Linked DNA regions of Homo sapiens: region 2 is linked to region 1. Evidence: chromatin loops called from intact Hi-C (ENCODE). Cell type or tissue: right lobe of liver. All regions are shown on one strand. Links, peaks and the distances in the headings refer to the core of each region. The heading gives the core; the rest is flanking DNA. Region 1 overlaps LOC105378519 (a long non-coding RNA gene). Region 2 has its middle 10 kb from the start of FGFR2.

Region 1 (5,373 bases), core at 276-5,275:
CGCCCCTCCATGAAAGGGGCAGCTCTCCCAGGAAAGAGAGGAAGAGAGGCCAAGAGAGCTCACAAATGGGTGTCTTCTCTTGTGAGGAAGGATTCGGGGCTCAACACGCTTCCTGGGGCTGGGTCTGTACAGGTAGAAGGAAGAGGCCCAGTTGGCTCCAAGCCTGGGCCAGCCCCAGCCCTGCAGCCTGGCGGTGTGCAGGCACCCTCACTTCAGAACATGCTTGTATGCACTTGCTCTTCTGGCACGCCATGAACTGTTTCTTGGCTGCCTTGTTAGGAGATTAAGCTTTCTCTAAAAAGATGAAAAAAAAAATCTCTAGCAAAGGCCTGACTAGAGCTGACCCCCGAGGAGGCGGTGGCAATAACTGATGGGCACTACATTTGTCTAATTAATCTTCTTGTCAACAAAGTTGTTCTTTGCCGGTGCCAGCTCTGACATCATCCTGCAAGCTTGCCACACTGGTTCATATGCAGTTACAAAGGCTGCCTGTGACCCAGCACTACACTCCCTAACCACCCCCAACACGCTGCTGCCTGGAAATGGGTGGATGAGAACAGAGATGTCACACAGCTGCTGGCTTAGAAGGGGCACCGGGGAATCACAGCTTGAATGAAAGTTGGATAAAGATCTGGAAGGTTCAGGGGATCCCCAGGCTGGAAGGAGCCTGGTTTCTAAATAGGACACCGATGCCGACCATCTTTTTCAAGTTAAACTTTGGAAAGTTCCATTTGCCATGCAAACTACCCTTGCCCTGGATGGGTTGCCCCAAGAGTGACCCAGGAAAGTTTAGGTGGTAAAGTTGCAAAATCAAGTGGCTTCAGGGCCCAGGCAGAGATTTCACTTTCAGTGCCCTGGGATGAAATCTCTGGATGTCCACGAGGCTGACCTGGACTTCCCGGATTGGGAGGCCTTGTGGTCAAAAGCCGAGTCCAGTCCTGAACACCAGATCTAAATGTTCAAGAAGACTGTGCAGATTTACAGGCTAAATCAGAGTCCCTGGTAGCTGTTTCCGACCTCTGTATGGGGCTTTTAGAGTGAACTGTGGTCTCATCCAGGCGTTTCCCGACCATTGCATCCCACACAGGGCCTCCCTTCTGATTTTATCGTTAGTCTCTCTCCCTGTTGATTTCCTCCAAGTGCTCATCACTGTCCACACTCACCCTGTTTATTTCTGCTCACCGATCTGGCTTTTTAATCGAGGAGTCTGTGAATAAAATCTGGAGGAGGGGGGTCTATGAACTTGGACAGGAAAATATTTATATCATTATTTTCACTGTCTGAGATTTAACAATTTACTCAATTATGAAAATCGGCAACAAGCCACAGTGTATTAGCAGTGTCTGTGACTTTGTCTCCAACAGAAATCACAGCTGTTTTTCTATCACGTCGTAGTTGATGCAGTTATCTCAAAATATCAGCTGGGCTAATCACTATTTTGAAATGACTGTAGTTAATAGATTGGTCTGTAGATCCTGTTACATCCTCTATCAACGAAGAACATATACGAGTATAGCACCACTTAAAAATATTTTGATAACTGCATGACAGTATAATCGGTTTGTTTCATAATCCTGTGTATCTTAATTTATGCTTTTTTCAAATATTCTGGCCTCATGAGACTGGCAAGAAAGACTGTAAGCCATCTTTTCTGTTACTTTTTCTTTCTTTCTTTCTTTCTTTTTTTTTTCTATTTTTGAGACGGAGACTCTCACTCTGTCACCCAGGCTGGAGTGCAGTGGTGATCTCGGCTCACTGCAACCTCCGCCTCCCGGGTTCAAGCGATTCTCCTGCTTCAGCCTCCCGAGTTCTCTTTTCTATCCTTAGCCCCGACCTTGGGTTCTGGCACACAGTAAGTGCTCAAGACAATATTATTGACTGAATTAATGAAGGAACCACTGAACAAATGAATTAAATAAGTGAACTGAACAAATGAACATGAGCCTTAACGTGGCCGTGGGTCCACGTCCATGGACCCACGTATTCTGGAAGGTGCAGAAGTTTCCACGACCCTTTGCCACCTGAGCTTCTGTCTGTGCGACATCCACACTACCCACCAGGAGAGACGGGGGTCTTGCTACCTCCACTAAGAACAGTAGGAACAGCTCAGAGCTGACCACGGCGTCCCCACTAAACAAGACTCCACCGGCCCATTGCCTTTTTTGCTCCAGCCACACGGGCCTCCGGAGACCAGAGCTGGAGATAAGGGGATGATCCTTTTTTTTTTTTTATATTATACTTGAAGTTTTAGGGTACATGTGCACAACGTGCAGGTTTGTTACATATGTATACATGTGCCATGTTGGTGTGCTGCACCCATTAACTCATCATTTAGCATTAGGTATATCTCCTAATGCTATCCCTCCCCCCTCCCCCCACCCCACAACAGTCCCCAGTGTGTAATGTTCCCCTTCCTGTGTCCGTGTGTTCTCATTGTTCAATTCCCACCTATGAGTGAGAACATGCGGTGTTTGGTTTTTTCGTCCTTGTGATATTTTGCTGAGAATGATGGTTTCCAGTTTCATCCATGTCCCTACAAAGGACATGAACTCATCATTTTTTATGACTGCATAGTATTCCATGGTGTATATGTGCCACATTTTCTTAATCCAGCCTATCGTTGTTGGACATTTAGGTTGGTTCCAAGTCTTTGCTATTGTGAATAGTGCCGCTATAAATATACGTGTGCATGTGTCTTTATAGCTGCATGATTTATAATCCTTTGGGTATATACCCAGTAATGGGATGGCTGGGTCAAATGGTATTTCTAGTTCTAGATCCCTGAGGAATCGCCACACTGACTTCCACAATGGTTGAACTAGTTTACAGTCCCACCAACAGTGTAAAAGTGTTCCTATTTTTCCACATCCTCTCCAGCACCTGTTGTTTCCTGACTTTTTAATGATCGCCATTCTAACCGGTGTGAGATGGTATCTCACTGTGGTTTTGATTTGCATTTCTCTGATGACCAGTGATGATGAGCATTTTTTCATGTGTTTTCTGGCTGCAAAAATGTCTTCTTTTGAGAAGTGTCTGTTCATATCCTTCGCCCACTTTTTGATGGGGTTGTTTTTTTCTTGTAAATTTGTTGTTCATTGTAGATTCTGGATATTAGCCCTTTGTCAGATGAGTAGGTTGCAAAAATTTTCTCCCATTCTGTAGGTTGACTGTTCACTCTGATGGTAGTTTCTTTTGCTGTGCAGCTCTTTAGTTTAATTAGATAAGGGGATGATCCTAAAGGGACGCAGTGGTCCCGCCCATCGCCGCCTCTACAGGGAGGGAGCCGCGGCCCCGAGCTGGCCACGCGATGGCGCTGTGCACCCGGCCGCGGAGCCCCTGCACGTCCGGCTCCCGCTCGCGCTCTCGGCTCGAGCTCCGGACTCCAGGCTCGGAGCAGGGGTTCGGGCTACGGTTCCCGGCTCCGAGGGACCGCGGGGCTCTCTGCCTGGGAAGGAAGCTTGCGGGCCTCCTCGGGCCTCGCTGCAGCCCAGCTAGGTTAATCAATCAGCAGCCGCTCAGTCACCCATCCCTTCCGCATCAGTTGCGTGGGGCTGGGGATCATGCCTAGGGCGGGAGGCGTGGGAGCGCAGGGCGCCCCGGGTCCGGATCCGGCTACAGGGGCGAACAGAGCGGGTTCTCCATCCCCTGGGGTGAAATCTCTGGGCCCAGGCTTTGAGACCCTCTAACTCGCCTTGCACACCCTGTGTCTGCAGAGGAGGCTGTAGTTCAGAGGCCAAGCCCGCTGTCAGAAGGCAGCCAGGCGGACTTGAGTCCCAATTCCTCCTTCCTTTCTACCATCATTCTCTCTTTTGCAAAATGGGGATGATAAAGGTCCCGACCAGTTGGTAGGATTGACGGAGATGGGGCAGCACAGGGCTCCTAAGCACAGTGCCCCGCGCCCAGTCGGCACCGCGGGACGCATCGTCTGCAGCCGCGTGAGCTCGGGCAAGGCGACCTGGACTCATCTCCGCAGCAGGGACGAGGTCCGCCCTGTACTTGCGGCATCTGCGTGTGGTGGAACTGACCGAAACGCTTGCGGAGCTGCGCACGGTGCCTGGCACACCGTTAGCAACCCTTCCCTTCCCTTGTTCTGCGCCTGTCCTGTGAGTGGACAGGAGGACACCCAGGGCCTCCGCTGCCTGTCCGATACTAGTCACCCCAGGGCCTAGAGGCTTATTCCCTGGAGATGGGACCCACGCCAAGCCAAGGTCTCCCATTTTCTAGAGAGAACTTGGGCAGCCGGGAATGCCATCCTTGGAAGGAAAGGCAAGAGGGAGGTGAACATTCATTCCAAGGCCGTTAAACATGGGGAGAGGCACTGCTGGAAAACTGTTCTAGTCAGAAAGAAGCTGCTTAGTAAACCCAAGAGGCTCAGCGGAAACCCAGCCGCGGTGCTTGAGGACGTGGGGAGGCTCCAGCTCGCTCCGTTCCGTGTCTGACGTCTGCCCTGCGTGCGTCCCAAGGCTGTGTCCCTGCTCGGTGTCCCTGGCCCACCGGCCCTCCGGCTTGTCCCTCTGCGCGGTCACTGGGGCGTGCAGACCCGAGCCGGCCCTCCCTGAGTCAGCCAGGGACCCCGGAGTGTCGATAATTAAGAGACACACGTCAAGAATGTAAATTCCTGTGGTTCCCAGACTAGGAAGGGTTCACTCGGTGCCTCAGGACAATTACAAGCCGAGGGAGTCTGAAAGAGCCAGTGTTAGTGTTTAAAGTGTTATCAGTTTAATGAACTACTTATGAAGTGTTAAATGCATGCAAGTGTAAACTGCAACATCTGGGTTTGTGTTTTATTTGTAGACTTCAAACTGGGCGCTTGGTGTTTTGAAAATGCCAATTAACGGTGTAAAATCAGAATTTCTAATGGGAGGAAGATGTTTTTGTGACATCTCCCTAAACTATCTCAAAATGTCTTTAAAACACACACACAAACATTCACACACAAACAATGCAGCCACAAGGACTTAAAGGATTTTCTTTTTAAATAAAAAAAAAGCAGGAATTTGCTGCCCTCTTCTTTGTTCTTCACTATATATATGTATATAGCTAGTGGAAAGAAGAATTTAGCATCAGAGGTGTCATCAGCACAAATTTCTCAGAGGTTGTTGTAGGAAATTTGTCATTTCTACCCATTTCTTCCAGGCCAGAAAATAGATCGCCTTCAGGAATATTTACTGTGCTTTCTTGAGAAAAATTTCCAAGCTACCCCTTGAAGCAATGAAGTTGGATTTGGAACAAGTGGAAACATTATAAAATTGCTTATTTTCTTCCAAAATTTGTATTTTTCTTCCTTATTTCCTGTTAAATCAGTGCCACTCATTAGCAACCATATTTTTGCATTATATACTCAGCAGAATTTTTGCTCCGTGACTGCATTCC
Region 2 (5,373 bases), core at 202-5,201, 660 kb after region 1:
ATGTTTAAACAATTTCACAATTAAAACCTGGGGGAACTCTAGTGGAGGGCATTATGGACTCTGACCCCAGTACTGTCCCTTGTGCCACCCCTGTGGCCACAAACACATTCCTACCTTTGGCTTCTGCCAATCTGAATCTATGAAGGAAAACTGGTAGGTCAATTAGCTGGTTGGCCAAGCCAGCTGCATGTAACATCTACAATGTCCAAGGTCTCAAGGTATTTTTGACAAGTAATGTGGTGCCATAGAAACAGCACTGAGTCAGGGCCCCCAAGACCTGAGTTTTTATCCCAACGTGGTCAAGGGCTAACTATGCAAGTCTAGGCAAGTTACTGAACAAGCCTCATCCCACCCCTAACCTTGGCCTCACCTTCTTTTGCATAACTGAAGTGTCCCCCTTCTATCTTAAAAATAAATTTATCTATGATCTCCGGCCTATCTCTGAACATTCCCCGCCTCCACCTGGAGCTGAAAACTTGTGGTTCACCCATCACTGAAGGCCACCCTGGTGTTACAGGAAGTGAACATCCTCTCCAAAGTATTCTGAAACCATAGTCTAGGAACCGTGCTGTTCCTACTGGTAACAAGTATCTACCGGAAAAGTCCTCTAATCCCTGGCCCATTGCTATTTAAGGGCAATTTATGGCATGTCATTTCTTGGCTGTGACTCCGTGCCTTTCAATCACCCCCACCCTCCACACATCACGACCACTTCCACCACAACGAGGTTTCCCAGCTCACTGGACAGAAACTATACAGGTGGTTTTAGCCAGGGTGGGGTAGATGAGGATGAGATTAGCAACAATATCCCGTCTGCTCCCACCCCACCCACACCCTTATCGCTGCCTGAAGCTATGCTGTCTGATAACGTTAACCACCAGCCAACATGATTATTTAAAGTTAAATCAATTAAAATTAAATAAGACTTCAGCTCCTCAGTAGCACCAGCCACAATTCAAGTGCTCAACAGTCACATGGGGCCAGGCCACTACATTGGAGAGTGCAGTATTATAGGGTATTTTCAACGTGGCAGACGATGTATTGGGCTGTGCTAGAGAGCACACCCTGCTTTCCGCTTCCTCCTCCAAGAAGACCTCCTTAGTCAGAGGAGTCCCCAGGAACTGCTCTTGCTCTCCCTCTCCAGGTCCCCCCGCTCATCACCCCTGGACTGCTCCCCATGCCCTAAATGGGCATCTTGCCTTACCAGGGTGGAGGTAGGGACAAGAATTCTACTCCTTAGATGGAGAACGGTGCAGGAGATACACGGGACAGGTCTTACTGTTGACAATGAAAACGATTTTAGCCGGGCATGGTGGCACACGCCTGTAATCCCAGCACTCTGGGAGGCTGAGGAGGGCGGATCACTTGAAGTCAGGAGTCTGAGATCAGCCTGGCCAACATGGTGAAACCCGGTCTCTACTAAAAAATACAAAAATTAGCTGTGCATGGTGGCATGTGCCTGTAATCCCAGCTACTCGGGAGGCTGAGGCGGAAGAATCGCTTGAACTGAGGAGGTGGGGGCTGCAGTGAGCCAAGATCGCGACACTGCACTCCAGCCTGGGACACAGAACAAGACTCCGTCTCAAAAAAAAAAAAAAAAGATTTTAGTCTGCACCATCACCTTCTGATCCTGGGGCCCCCTGGAAGCAGCTCCTGGTCTCAGTGGGAGTTTCTATGGGCCCTAAATTCCTCCCTTCGAGGATTCCTGCTCCCTCAAATCCTCAGAGATTCACAACTGTGTGCTTTCAGCCTCAAGCCCAGAGGGAGGAAAGGCTTTACTGAACCAAGATAGCCTGTCCATGGAAGAAAGCCTAGCAGAAACTGACCTTGGACAACAATTTTGGTGGAAAGGGGTTAATTGGGGACCACTAAATGCTAATACTCAGAAAGGCCGGGGCTGCATCTCCCATCTCTAGATTCCCAGGACCTGGCACTACCTGGCTAGTGGGAGCAGTTTATGGGGCTGTGTTTATACCTTACAGGCTCTTAATAGATGCTTGTTGATTGATGACTGCAACTCAGCCTCCTCCAGCATTTCCTAATTAAAGCATAAGTGCAAAGAGGCACATGTACATAGGTTTGTGTACACAGTGAGCACGGTCTCTTTAGAAGGTGGGGAATAGAAGCCAGTTTAGGACAAAGCTGATTGAGCTGTGTGAGGAAGTTACCTTTCCCTGCAATTACCTCATTTCCACGATGCGTTTCTTTCTCTTTTCTCTTGATTTCTGCCTTTGCTACACTCTTTCCCGAGGGTGTGTCTACTTCTTCCAAATGTGAAAAGAAGTTCACTTTCGCCAGGCACGGTGGCTCACGCCTGTAATCCCAGCACTTTGAGAAGCCAAGGCGGGCGGATTACCTGAGGTCAGGAGTTCGAGACCAGCCTGGCCAACATGGTGACACCCCGGCTCTACTTAAATACAAGAATTAGCCGGGCGTCGTGGCACACGTCTGTAATCCCAGTTACTCGGGAGGCTGAGGCAGAACTGCTTGAGCCCGGGAGACGGAGGTTGCAGTGTGCTGAGATTGCGCCACTGCACTCCAGCCTGGCTGACAGAGTGAGACTGTCTCAAAAAAAAAAAAAAAAAAGAAGAAGTTCACTTTCATAAACCAAAGGGGAGAAAAATGATGCTGCCAGGATCCTGGTAAACTCGGGGAGGGAGTGGAGAATACAGAGCCCCACACATCGTAAAACCACAAACCTAGTAACCCTTTTAGAGTCCCAGAGCTCTCGTATTGTGTCCCCAAGCTGGGGAGAAAGACCATCAAGTGGGGAGCGATTTCTTTAACAGATTTCTAAGAGCAGCGCTGAGCAAAAATTAACTCCTTCGCGGAGGCCGGATGCTGGCCTGGCGCTGGGGCAGCGCCCGGGAAGCAGGTGGCTCCAGGTGAGGGAGGCCGAGGTCCCGGGGCGCCCTTTGTTCTCCGGGTTCTGCGCAGGGAGGAGCGCATCGGGCGCCAGCGCCCCCGTGTGGCCGCGAGCACCGCGCGCGCAAAGCGGGGGCGAGCGCCGCCCGGGGCGTGGGTGACGGGGCTGGCATCAAGGTAGAGGGCGGCCGGGCAGGGAGGAGGGGCAGCCCCGCCAGCGCCGAGCCCAGCCCTGAAGTCGTTTCGGCTGTGCAGATGATGAGCGACCCAGGTCGAGGCGAATCAGGAGCCCAGGTGCTTGCCCAAGCACAGCTGGACGAAATGTCTGTTACCCCGACGGCTGGGGCGCGGGACCTTGCAGGGACGTGGTGCTGCAGCGGCCTCTGCCTGGGCCTGGCGTGCGGCTACCTCAGGCTAATTCTCCATTCGCTGCGTGGATTCGCCCCCGGGAGGCGGCCCCACGTTTCCAGCCTGTGGATCAACAAGGCGGAGAACCACCTTTGCACCCTCGCCGGGAAACCAGCTCCTACCTCCGGCCCCCTGTTGGGCCTTCTGGCCCTGGTGTTCTCTGGCGCTCCTCTCCCACCAAGGCCCGGCAGTCCTAGCTGTGGGCTGTCCTCTCTCTCTCTCTCTTTTTTTTAACCTCTACCTCCCGGGTTCAAGCGATTCTCCTGCCTCAGCCTCCAGAGTAGCTGGGATTATAGGCATGTGCCACCATGCTTGGCTAATTTTTGTATTTTTAGTAGAAACGGGGGTTTCACCATCTTGGCCAGGCTGGCCTCGAAGTCCTGACCTCGTGATGCACCCGCCTCAGTTTCCTAAAGTGCTGGGATTACAGGCCTGCGCTACTGCACCCCTTGGAGCTGTCCTCTCTTGAAAGCCACCACACCTGCTTCCTTCCTAGTCTCACCACAGCTGCCCTGGAGAGGTACCTGCCAGATTTGGGGCAGCCTCCGCCTCTGGTCTCTCCCCTGCCAGTCACCCTGCCCAGAGGTGGGGACCCCTGTCCTGCCCTTTCATCAGGCCAGTGGAAGCTTTGAAGGTTCCACATTTTCAGGAACCATGGCAACGGCCCTCTTAGCACAGAGTGGGTGCTTGGAGGCTGACGTTTATTGGGTGCATACCATGTTCCATGCAACTGGGATTATGGCCTTTAATGGGTGATCACACTTCAATCACAAGCACCCTGTGAGGTAGCACTACTGTGACCCCCATTTTATAAATCGTGCTATGGAAACACTGAGAGCTCATCCAAGGTTACACAGTCGGGAGGGAGGGCTGACCCTGGAGCCTGTGCTATCGCTTATGCTGCCAGCGTCCCCGTGACGGTGATGGGGTAGTGACTTCAGCTGATGAATGGAAACAGAGGCTAAAGGGGCTGATTCTCCTGATCTTCCCAGAGAAGTTGGCTGTCCCATCCAGATGACAATTGTCCCAGTTTTCAGATGTTGACTCCTTTTCTAGTGGGCCTGTGGACAGCAGGCTGCACCCTCTGCTGTCCTATAGTGGCTGAGATCATGGGACCTGGAGTCCAGCTGCCTGCTCTGGGCCTTACATCTGCCCCTCCTCACCACGTTCTCATCTGTAAAATGAAGTCATGCTAATACCCGCTTCACACAATCTGCGCAGATTGAATGGAATACTTCAGGTGAAGTGCTGAGTGCATGGTGAATGATCAATACTTGTCAGCTGGTACTAGTATTTCCAGACCAGAGGCATCCAGACCTCCCTCTGCAGCTCTGTCTAACCCTATCCTACCCCTGACCTTATTACTTGCTACTTCTCTTTGCTGTGTGACCTGGGGTAGGTTACTCGGCTTTTATGAGCTTCTGTGGCCTTATTTGTAGGCTGTGAATATTAGCGGTAATCATCTTCAAAATTCACCCATAATGGTATTGATTTCAGTAGCAGCTTAGGCTGTCCAGGGCAGGGGACTTGCTCACATTCTTCTAAAGTTCTTCTTAGCATCACGTAGAAATTCATTCCAGTGTTGACTCATGACGGTCAGCAAATTCTTCACCTTATCCAACTGAGTTATCTTTTGCTTTAAATTTCTATTTAAAGAAATCCTCTGTATACGAGGAAAGGATCCATTTGTTTTCTTTGTAAAACTCCTCTGTGTGCTTCAAGCAAGCATTAAGATAATGGTTACCCTCATCTCCTCTGAATCAGATAAGACATGACTTCAGAGCACTGCCGAATTGAGCCGATAAAAGTACAGGACACCCAGTTAAACTTGAATTTCAGATGAAAAACAAATAATTGTTTTTAGTATAAATAGGTCCCCACTATCGCATGAACAAATAGTGCATGGGACATACATCTATGAAGATAGTCATTGTGTATTTGAAATCCAGATGTAACCAAGTATGCTGTATTGCATATGGCAATGCTGTGCTGGCTAGAAGCCACACCCACAGGTTGACTAGTCCGGGCAAGTCCAAGGGAAACAATCATTCTTCCAGGAAATCATTGAGAACTAACACCCTTCTCCTTCCCGCCTGTCTA

Evidence for each region. A loop is a pair of places that touch in the nucleus more often than their neighbours do. Peaks named below come from ENCODE experiments on the same cell type or tissue, not always from the same donor. Only the 100,000 strongest peaks of a DNase experiment are listed, where the experiment ranks them.
Region 2: it touches region 1 in a loop (4-fold over the local background); 94 of 110 quality-filtered maps call a loop at or near these places.

The regions. Positions count from the first base shown.
Region 1 is chr10:120,945,755-120,951,127 of GRCh38, forward strand. The region is part of intron 2 of LOC105378519 (a long non-coding RNA gene); the gene reads right to left. Among named protein-coding and RNA genes, the nearest start is that of WDR11, 97 kb to the left of the region's middle. In right lobe of liver, for the core only: a CTCF peak has its summit at 3,305 (motif pointing right); DNase peaks (open chromatin) are centred at 3,307 and 4,454; H3K4me3 peaks cover 1,424 bases; H3K27ac peaks cover 1,836 bases; H3K27me3 peaks cover 1,226 bases.
Region 2 is chr10:121,605,841-121,611,213 of GRCh38, forward strand. No RefSeq gene overlaps it. Among named protein-coding and RNA genes, the nearest start is that of FGFR2, 10 kb to the left of the region's middle. RefSeq lists a silencer at 2,868-3,107 and an enhancer at 4,708-5,373. In right lobe of liver, for the core only: CTCF peaks have their summits at 2,994 (motif pointing left) and 3,201; a DNase peak (open chromatin) is centred at 2,931; H3K4me3 peaks cover 834 bases; H3K27ac peaks cover 162 bases.